Linked DNA regions of Homo sapiens: region 2 is linked to region 1. Evidence: read pairs that join two places in POLR2A ChIA-PET (ENCODE). Cell type or tissue: K562. All regions are shown on one strand. Links, peaks and the distances in the headings refer to the core of each region. The heading gives the core; the rest is flanking DNA. Region 1 has its middle 15 kb from the start of CRYAB. Region 2 overlaps DLAT (dihydrolipoamide S-acetyltransferase).

What was found. ChIA-PET counts read pairs that join two places held together with the same protein. Peaks named below come from ENCODE experiments on the same cell type or tissue, not always from the same donor. Only the 100,000 strongest peaks of a DNase experiment are listed, where the experiment ranks them.
Region 2: POLR2A ChIA-PET joins it to region 1 with 5 read pairs; 4 of 35 experiments call an interaction of 5 or more read pairs at or near these places.

The regions. Positions count from the first base shown.
Region 1 is chr11:111,894,500-111,899,882 of GRCh38, forward strand. No RefSeq gene overlaps it. Among named protein-coding and RNA genes, the nearest start is that of CRYAB, 15 kb to the right of the region's middle. In K562, for the core only: no CTCF peak of the experiment used is centred there; no DNase peak of the experiment used is centred there.
Region 2 is chr11:112,040,118-112,045,500 of GRCh38, forward strand. DLAT (dihydrolipoamide S-acetyltransferase) reads left to right here. Exons shown (of 14, transcript NM_001931.5): 8 at 3,349-3,416; 9 at 5,021-5,113. Among named protein-coding and RNA genes, the nearest start is that of DLAT, 17 kb to the left of the region's middle. In K562, for the core only: no CTCF peak of the experiment used is centred there; DNase peaks (open chromatin) are centred at 2,714 and 5,034.

The DNA.
Region 1 (5,383 bases), core at 231-5,230:
TTTACAAACTACTCATCTGACAAGAGATTAATAACCAGAATACATAAGGAACTCAAACAACTCTATAAGAAAAATCTCATAATCTAATTTAAAATGGGCAAAAACTGAATAGACATTTCTCAAAAGACACAAATGGAAAACAAGCACATGAAAAGGTGCTCAACATCATTGATCATCAGAGAAGTGCAGATCAAAACTGCAATGAGGTATCTCACCCCAGTTAAAATGGCTTTTGTCCAAAACACAGGCAGTAACAAATGCTGGCAGGATGTGGATAAAAGGGAACCCTTGTACACTGTTGGTGGGAATATAAATTAGTACAACACTATAGATAACAGTTTTGAGGTTCCTCAAAAAACTAAAAATAGAGCTACCATAGGATCCAGCAATCCCACTGCTGGGTGTATATCCCAAAGAAAGGAAATCAGTATATGAAAGAGATATCTGCACTCCCAAGTTTGTGGTAGCTCTGTTCACAATAGCCAAGATTTGGAAGCAACCTAAATGTCTGTCAACAGATGAATGGATAAAGACAACATGTTACTTACACACAATGGAGTACTAGTCAGCCATAAGAAAGATTGAGATACTGTCATTTGCAACAACATGGATGGAACTCTGAAAGTCATTATGTTAAGTGAAATAAACCAGGCACAGAAAGAGAAACATCACATGTTCCTGCTTATTTGTGGCATCTGAAAATTGGAACAATTGAACTCATAGCAATAGAGTAGAAGGATTGTTACCAGAGGCTGAGAAGGGTAGTGTGGGTTGGGGGAAGGTGGGGATGGTTAAGGCGCTCAAAAAAAAAAAAACCAGAAAGAATGAATAAAACGATATGATAGCACAACAGGGTGACTATAGTCAATAATAATTTAACTGTACTTTTGTGTGTGTGCATGTGTGACAGGGTCTCACTCTGTCACCCAAGCTGGAGTGCAGTGGCCCAATCTCGGCTCACTGCAGCCTCTGCCTCCCGGGTTCAAGTGATTCTTCTGCCTCAGTCTCCCGAGTAGCTGGGACTACAGCCGCGCACCACCACGCCTGGCTAATTCTTGTCTTTTTAGTAGAGATGGGGTTTCGCCATGTTGGCCAGGCTGGTCACAAACTCCTGACCTCAAGTGATCTGCCAGCCTTGGCCTCCCAAAGTGCTGGGATTACAGGCATGAGCCACCACCCTGGCCCAACTGTACATTTTAAAATGACAAAAAGAGAATAATTGGATTGTTTGTAATACAAAGGATAAATGTTTGAGGAGATGGATACCCCATTGTCCATTATGTGATTATTATGCATTGTATGCCTGAATCAAAACAATTCATGTACCCCATAAATATATATATATATATATATATATATATATATGCCTACTATGTACCCACAAAAATTAAAAAAAAAAAATTAGAAGTGTTTTTGGTTTCTATTGAGAAGTTTGATGATATTTTCATGACCAGAAGTATGTTTTTGTTTAGCTATGTTTTCATGACCAGAAATATAGTTTTGTTTACATCAGCCTATGGTAAAATTGTTATTAAAGTCACAGTTTCCAAGAACCTATCAACAGTGTTAAGTAAGGACTTATTGTATGTGTTTACAGATATAAATTTCTGTTTAGTATTGCTTTTACTGCACCCCATAAGTTTTGGTATGTTGTATCCTCTTTTTCCTTTCTTTTTTATTTATTTATTTATTTTTGAGACAGTCTCACTCTGTTGCCCAGGCCAGAGTGCAGTGGTGCGATCTTGGCTCACTACAACCTCTGTCTCCAGGATTCAGGTCATTCTCCCGTCTCAGTCTCCTGAGTAGTTGGGATTACAGGTGCCCGCCACCGTGCCCAGCTAATTTTTGTATTTTTAGTGGAGATAGGGTTTCACCATGTGGACCAGGCTGGTCTGGGACTCCTGACCTCAAGTAATCCACCCGCCTCGGCCTCCCAAAGTTCTGGGGTTACAGGTGTAAGTCATCGCACCCAGCCTCTCTTTCTTTTCTTTTTTTGAGACAGGGTCTCTGTCTCTCTCTCTCTTTTTTTTTTTTTTTTTTTTTTTTGAGACAGGTGCAAACATGGCTCACTACTGTCTTGGCCTCCTGGATGCAAGGGGTCCTTTCACCTTAGCTCTCTAAATAGCTGGGACTTCAGGTACGCACCACCATGCATGGCTATTTTTTTGTATTTTTTGTTGAGACGGGGTTTCACCATTTTGCCTAGGCTGGTCTAGGACTCCTGAGCTAAAGTGATCCACCTGTCTTGGCCTCCCAAAGTATTGGGATTACAGGTGTGAGCCACGGCACCCAGCCGTGTTCTCTTTTTCATTTGTCTCAAGGTATTTTCCAATTTCCCTTGTGATTTCTTCTTCTTCTTCTCCTTTTTTTTTTTTTTTTTTTTTTTTTTTTTGAGACGGATCTTGCTCTGTCGCCCAGGCTGGTATGCAGTGGTGCAATCTCGGCTCACTGCAGGCTCCGCCTCCCGGGTTCACGCCATTCTCCTGCCTCAGCCTCCTGAGTAGCTGGGACTACAGGCACCTGCCACCATGCCTGGCTAATTTTTTTGTATTTTTAGTAGAGATGGGGTTTCACCAAGTTAGCCAGGGTGGTCTCGATCTCCTGACCTCGTGATCCACCCACCTTGGCTTCCCAAAGTGTTGGGATTACAGGTGTGAGCCACCATACCCGGCAGTGATTTCTTCTTTAATCCAGTAGTTGTTTAAGAGTGTATTGTTTAATTTGTGAATTTTCCATTTTTCCTTCTGTTATTGATTTCTAATTTTATTTCCTTGTGATCAGAAAAGATACTTTGTATGATTTCAGTCTTTTAAAATGTGTTAAAACTTGTTTTGTGGCCTAACTTGTGGTCTGTCCTGTAGAAGGTTTCATGTGCACTGAGAAAAATATATCTGCTATTATTGGACAGGATATTCTGCCACAACATTTTAATTTGCCTCTAACTCCCCAATACCAGACAAAGCTGCAGAGAATATCCTCATATATGTTCCTTTATGGACCTGTGTAAATTACCCATATGCTGAATTGGTGAGTCCCGAGGTATATCTTTATTTAATTTGACTATTGCTCTCAAGAATGGCTGTGCCACTCACATACCCATCAACAAGGCCTGAGGCTTCCTATGTTGCCATATCTCTGCTAACACTTAACATTAATGTGGTGCCTCACGCCTGTAATCCCAATACTTCGGGAAGCCAAGGCGGGTGGATCACCTGAGGTCAGGAGTTAGAGACCAGCCTGGCTAACATGGTGAAACCCCATCTGTACTAAAAATACAAAAATTAGCTGGGTGTGGTGGCACACGCCTGAAGTCCCAGCTGCTTGGAAGGCTGAGGCAGGAGAATCGCTTGAACCTGGGAAGCTGTGGTTGCAGTGAGCCAAGATCGTGCCATTGCACTCCAGCCTGGGGGACAGAGCAAGACTCCATCTCAAGAAAAAAACAAAACAAAACAAAACATTAACCAGCTCTCTATTTTTTGCCATGCTGATAGGTGTAAAGCAATGGTTCTCAACCTGGGACAATTTTATCCCCCAGGAGATAATTGGCAATTTCTAGAGACATTTTTTATTTTTACAAGGGGGATGTCTATTGGCAGCTAGTGGGTACAGGCCAGGGATGCTGCCAAACATCCTACAAGGCACAGACAAGCCCCCACAACAAAGACTTGTCTGGCCCAAAATATTGGTAATGCCAATATTGAGAAACACTGTTGTAAAGAGATAGCTTATTGTTACTTTGGTTTGCATTTCATTGACTACTAGTTATTTTCAGCATTCCTTTGTATGCATGTTGGCTTCTTGATTTCCACTTGTATAAATGTCCTATAGTCTTTGTCCTTTTTAAAGAAAATTGGAGTAGCTGTCCTTTTCTTGCTGATTCTTAGGAATTCCTTGTATATTATTGCTATTAACGCTATTATTCCTTGTGAATTTTAGAGATTTCATATACCTTCTCCCTCCCTGTAAGCTGCTGTGGAGGATTAAGTTTGGCTGGAAACTCTTTTACTCTCCCTCCACCAAGAGGTAGGGGGTCTGTGCCCTTCCCTTGGAATGTAGAAAGGCTTTGCAACTGCTTTGGTAAAAAAATTATGGCAAAAGAAACGCTGTGTAAATTTCCAGCCCAAGCCTTAAACTTGCAGCTCCCACTTTCTGTCTTTTGGAACACTCCTTGGATACCTGAACCACTGTATAAGAAATCTGACTATCTGCTGGAGAGATCTTGTAGAGAGATCCTGACACTATGTGGACAGGGAGAGAGGCCCAGCTGAGCCCACCTTTCCAACCATCCGTGCCAAGGCATCAGGAATGAGAGTTAAGTCACCTTAAAACCTATAGATGAGACCATCTACCAGCTGAATACCACCTGGTAAGGTTTAATAAAATGATCGTTGTTTTAAGCCACTAAATTTTCAGGTCGTTTGATATGCAGAAGTAGATAACCAGCACAGTATTCCATAATCTGACATTGTGTGCTGCAAGTTTGCTGAATTATCTTGTTAGTTCTAACAGTTTGTTGATTCTGATTTTTTGGGGGGTGGGGGAGGACAGGGTCTCACCCCCGCTTCCCCAGGCTGGAGTGCGGTGATGTGATCTTGGCTCGCTGCAGCCTTGAATCTCCAACTCCTGGGCTCAGGTGATTCTCCCACCTCAGCCTCCCAAGTACCTGGAACTACAGGTGTGCACCAATACGCCTGACTAATTTTTTTCTTTTTTTTTTTCAGTAGAGATGGAGTTTCACCATGTTGTCCAGCTGGTCTCAAACTCCTGGGCTAAAGTGATTCTCCCACCTCAGCATCCCAAAGTCCTGGGATTGCAGGCATGAACCACCGTGCCTGGCCTGTCTGTTGATTCTTTTGGGGTTGTTTTAGCAGATTATTATATCATTTATAACTAATAACAGTTTCATCTCTACCTTTCCAATTCTTACACCTCTTCTTTGTTTTTCTTCAGTTATGGCATTGGTCAGAACCTTTACTGCTATGTAAAATATTAGGAGTGACAATGGGCATCCTTGTCTTGCTCAGGATATTCAAAGGAATAGAATGAATTTAAATTTTCATTGGTAAGTATGTTTGCGCTAAGTTTTTGTTATATAATATTTACCAATTTGAGGAAATTTCTTTTATTTCTGATTTTCTAACAGAAGTTTCCCTCCATGTAAATAGAGAAGCTGAACCACACATTAGTTGGAATAATCATAAGATTTTATTTTCTTTTAGTCTATTAACATAGTGAATTTATATTGAGAGATTTTCCAATATTGAACCATAAAATATGCATTCCTGGCGTATTTTACTTTGAGTGATAACTTACCTAAAACTATGAGTTAACAGCTATTTCTACCCCACCAGTACTTTGAAGCCATTACTCTACTGTCTTTTGA
Region 2 (5,383 bases), core at 254-5,253, 150 kb after region 1:
TACATGTTAGTTGTCATTCATATTGATATTACTGCCTGGTGCTTAAATAAGTTTTTTTGAATTAAACTTAAGCTAAAATTTAGTGTAGGATAACTAAGGTACTTATTTGGAATGGGGGGAAGTTATTATGCTTGGAACTTGGTTTGATGGCTTGTACTATGTGTCAGTCATTTAACTTACCATACTTAATGTACACAACACTTCTTGAAGTAAGAATTATCATTCCTTATTTTCTGGATAAGAAAACAGACTCTCAGACTCTTCAGGGTTCTTCCTTCCTGTTAAATAGTAAAGTTGCAGTGTAACTCTAGATTTGTTTAACTCTAAAGCCTGTTTCTTCACACTACCCTATCCTGCCTTCTGTTTTGATGCTCTGCCATCCATAATTACTAAAGAAAAATATGCTTATTTCCCCAATTTTCTAGTTATGGGTACTCAATGGTGGTTATCCCGTATCTGCAATTTGCTATCTTGTAGTTAGAAGTCAAGCCAATCCCAAGACACAAGAGTAGAATGTTGTAAATTTTTTGGACCTCAGAGATTCTTGTAATATTGGAAGATTCTTTTTTTTCCATCTTAATGCCATTTCAGTAGTATATTGCTATCATATATGTATATATGATTAGAATCAGGGACAGCAGTGTAAGTTGGAGTAACTTTTAAAGGGAGAAAGGACTGGGTTAATAATTATATCTAAAGAATTTAGACAAGCAAAGAAGGACCATTTATTAGATATTCAGCAATACTCGTTACCTTACTAAAGATATAAGTGGAAAATCCCTTAGGTATGAGCTGAGAGGAGTGTTAAAAAAAAAAAAGAAAGAAAGAAAATCCCACTGTTCTTACTATGCAGGCAGAGTTAGGTGATAAATATCATCGACTGCTATCTACACATCAGACACTTGTTCATCAGATGGATAAGATTTCAGTTTCAGTTGCTTATATGACCAACAATAAAGAATTAAATGAACAGAAAGGGAGTATAGCATAGTAGTTAAGAGTGTGAGCTCTGTAGCTGGAATGCTTGGGTATGAACCTCAGCTCTTTATACTAGCTGTGTGACCTTTTGTGTCACAATTTCTTTGTATATAAAAACATTAGGTTTAATGGTTGTGAGGTTTAAATAAGTTAACCAGTGCCTGTACAGAGAAAGCATATCTAGGTATTAGCTATAATGATAATAATATTTTTGTTATTAAATAAGATGATTTGAGTGCTAAGAAAGAAAGAAACTCAGTGATATACTAGTGAGTGAAAGGGTGAATGGATATATGTGCAGTCATGACTACTTTTAGACAGGTTGGTTGGGAGATCTTTTTGATGAGGTGACATTTGATTTGTTTTGAAAGATAAGAAGGAGGCAGCTTGAGCCAACCATGTGAAGAACTGGGGAAAGATCATTTTGGATAGAGAGACTAGCTGTACACAGTCTGAAATGGGAAAGAGTTTAGCATGTCTGAGGAACATAAAAGAGGCCAGTGTTGGCCAGGCGCAATGGCTCACGCCTGTAATCCCAGCACTTTGGGAGGCCGAGGCAGGTGGATCACAGGTCAGGAGATGGAGACCATCCTGGCTAACACGGTGAAACCTCGTCTCTACTAAAAATACAAAAAAATTAGCTGGGCATGGTGGCAGGCGCCTGTGGTCCCAGCTACTCGGGAGGCTGAGGCAGGAGAATGGCGTGAACCTGGGAGGCCAAACTTGCAGTGAGCCGAGATAGTGCCACTGCACTCCAGCCTGGGCGACAGAGCAAGACTCCGTCTCAAAGAAAAAAAAAAAAGGCCAGTGTTAATGAAGCATAATGAGCAAAGGGTCTAGTAGGAGATGAGATTGGAAAAAAACAGGGATGAGAACATAAATGACCTTATAGATTATGGTAAAGAGTTTGAATTTTATTTAAAGTACTTGAGGAAGCCATTGAGAAATTTAAGCAAAGAAGTGAAATAAAATGATTATGTTTTGAAAAGATCATTTTGGTTGCTCCATGGAAATGGATGAAACGTTTATATAGTTTATGTTTGACAAGATCCCTACTTTTTGTTACCCATAGTCCAGTGTTGTTCCCTTTATACCATATTGCTTTATGATGGCCTGTTGTGCCGCCCAAGAGAGATAGGGAAAAGGGTTTACAAGGTTTCAACTAACTCCTAAGTCAGGAAATTCTTGTGGGTGGCTGAAGCTTAGCATAAGGCAGGTGGTACTATGGATTTCCTCCTCTTGAGGGACTGTGGTGTCTAGATCAGCCTTGGTTGTAAGGGGAGGTTATGGTTTCTGTCTTTTACAAAGGAGAGAAATCTAATAGGGGTACTACCACCTCTGTTCTAGAGCTCCTAGTGAGGATAAATACAATCCTAGCCAACTCAGTTTTCGTAATGAAGGAAAGGAATTGGGAAGAACTACACACAACAAGAGTCCTTTTTAAAGTCTGCCTTGGGGGAAGATGAATCAGTTTGACCAAATTTTTCCTAGAAGTGGGCCAGTGTAAAAGGTATTCTATAATAATAACTAAATTCTGAATCTCCGTAGAATTAAAGGTCAAGATTATCTACTTGGGTCCAAAATTAAACCTAAGAGGCTGTAGGTGGGAGGAGGGAGGAAATTGAATATAAGTAAAATTAAACCTACTGAGAGAACTTTGAAGATCCTTCCTCATGTGTGACATTGCACCTTTTTCCTTCATTTCCTTTAACACGGGCCAGTTTAGAGCCTTGGCTACTGTGAAAAAGCTATGAGTCATAGAGACCACATAAGGAATGAATGATTCTAAAGATAAGATAATTGCAGTAAAGAGTTATTCGTGCTATTTTGGGGTGAAAAAATCGACTTGATTTGTCAAAACAATTATTGTTATACCTGTAAATTCTGTATAAAAGGAATTCTTTATGGTCACATAAATCCAGAACCCAAATGAAATCTATTTCACGGCTTAGGAATGGTTTTTTGGAGCTAACCAGGAGGAGGCAGCTAGTTTCCCTTTTGGAGATATAAACTGTGCTCGGCATTATCCTTATGCCACATTTCCCAATTTAAAAGTAAGGAAGATGAAAAAAATTAAGTACAACTTGGATAAAACTCTAAAAGAGAAATACATAAAGGAATATTTGCAGTAGTTAAAAAGAAAAGACCCACTCCAGATCACACACTGGTACTCTGTGTGGATTAAAATTAATAGTTGACAAAAGCTGGTATTTGTAGGTAGCACCTTAAGGGGTAGGGTTAAGGCTGTGAACCTTTCAGAATGTTTTTGGTAGTAAACCCTTAGGAGCTTGCAGTTTAGGATCACAGCGTTGATCTCCTTGGGGAACCAATGGTATGTCATCATGTATGTGATATTTATGTCTCTTACAGGGACAGGACCAGATGGTAGAATCACCAAGAAGGATATCGACTCTTTTGTGCCTAGTAAAGTTGCTCCTGTGAGTTATGTGTAGCTCTTACTTTTTTTGCAGTTTGTCTCTACAGCCTGTTAGACCATTTCATACATTATTTATGAACGAAATAGCTCAACCAAGATTGTTTTCTTCTAATTTCAGTGGTTTAATAATACAGTCATCCCTCGGTACCCATGAGAGGTTGGTTCCAGGAGCCCCCTTGTATACCAAAATTCGCAAATGCTTAAGTCTCTTATATAAAATAGTGTAGTATTTGTATATAACTTACCCACATCCTCTCAAATACTTTAAATCATCTCTAGATTACTTATAATATTAAATACAAGGTAAATACTATGTAAATAGTTGTTATATTTTATTGCTTAGGAAATAATAATAAGGACAAAAAGTCTGTACTTGTGCAGTTCAGATGCAACCATCTGTTTTTTTCTGGAATATTTTTGATTTGCCTTTGGTTGAATCCAGTGATGCAGAACTTATGGATATGGAGGGCCAAGTGTATTTAGATATTTGTGTGCTATCATTTATATACAAGATCAAAGATGATATACTACATTGACATGTATTCCACATTATGTTTTGAGCTAGTTAATCGGTTTTTGCTTTGAAATAAAAGATTTGTTCTTTTTTTCTTTTTCAAAATATTTTAAAGTACAGTTGAATGAGTTGTTTTTGGTGTTTGGTTTTTTTTGTTTGTTTGTTTTTGAGACAGTCTCACTCTGTCGCCCAGGCTGGAGTGCAGTGGCGCGATCTTGGCTCATTGCAACCTCTGCCTCCTGGATTCAGGCGATTCTCATGCCCCAGCCTCCCAGGTGGCTGGGACTACAGGTGCATGCCATCACACCTGGCTAATTTTCGTATGTTTAGTAGAGACAGGGTTTCGCCATGTTGGCCAGCCTGGTCACGAACTCCTGGCCTCAAGTGAGTCATTGTGAGGCTCAAGTGAGCCTCCCAACCCCCTTTTCTTAACATTGTTTAGGATAATGGATTAGCTTGTTTATACTTATTTATTATTCCTTGCAACTTAAGAATGCTTCCATTGCTTTTCTTGAACATAATTTTGCAAAAACAAAATTATTTTGACACAAACTGGTCATTGAACATACTCTGATACAAAGAAAAATGACACTTAAAACATGACTTCAGAATTCTAAGTAAAAAAATTAAAACTCTTAAAACAAGCAGAAGTCTCTTTTGCTCACTGGGGACAGAAATAGGTATTCTATAAAGCTTAGTTTTTAGACTGGACATGGTGGCTCATGCTTGTAACCCCAGCACTTTGGGAAGCCAAGGTGGGTGGATCACTTGAGCCCAGGCATTTGAGACCAGCCAGGGCAACGTGGCTAATTTCCGTCTCTACTAGAAATCCAAAAAAATTAGCTGGGCATGTTGGCGTGCACCTGTAGTCCCAGCTACTCTAGGGGCTGAGATGGGAGGATTGCTTGAGCCCAGGAGGTTGAGGCTGCAGTGAACCATGATTGAGCCACTGCATTCTAGCCTGGGTGACAGAGCAAGACTCTGTCTCAAAAGACAAAAAAAAAAAACTGCATAGTCACTGGCAGTCTTTCCCAGGTACTTACGCTAAGATTGAATCACAGTTACTAAGAGCTTTTTCTTTCCTCCCATAGGCTCCGGCAGCTGTTGTGCCTCCCACAGGTCCTGGAATGGCACCAGTTCCTACAGGTGTCTTCACAGATATCCCAATCAGCAACATTCGTCGGGTAAGAGAATTACCATCATCTGGAATCAGCTGTTAGGGGCATCTTTAGGTTGTTTAGTTGCTTCCATAGTTTTTAACACATTAACAGAGGCTTTTTAAGTTGGGAATATTGGATGATTACTTTAAGGGAAGTTTTGGCCAACTGAATACTTGAATCACTTTGTTCCTATTAGAAGGGCCAGGCGCAGTAGCTCATGCCTGTAATCCCAGCACTTTGGGAGGCCAAAGCGGGCAGATCACAAGGTCCAGACTTCGAGACCAGCCTGGCCAA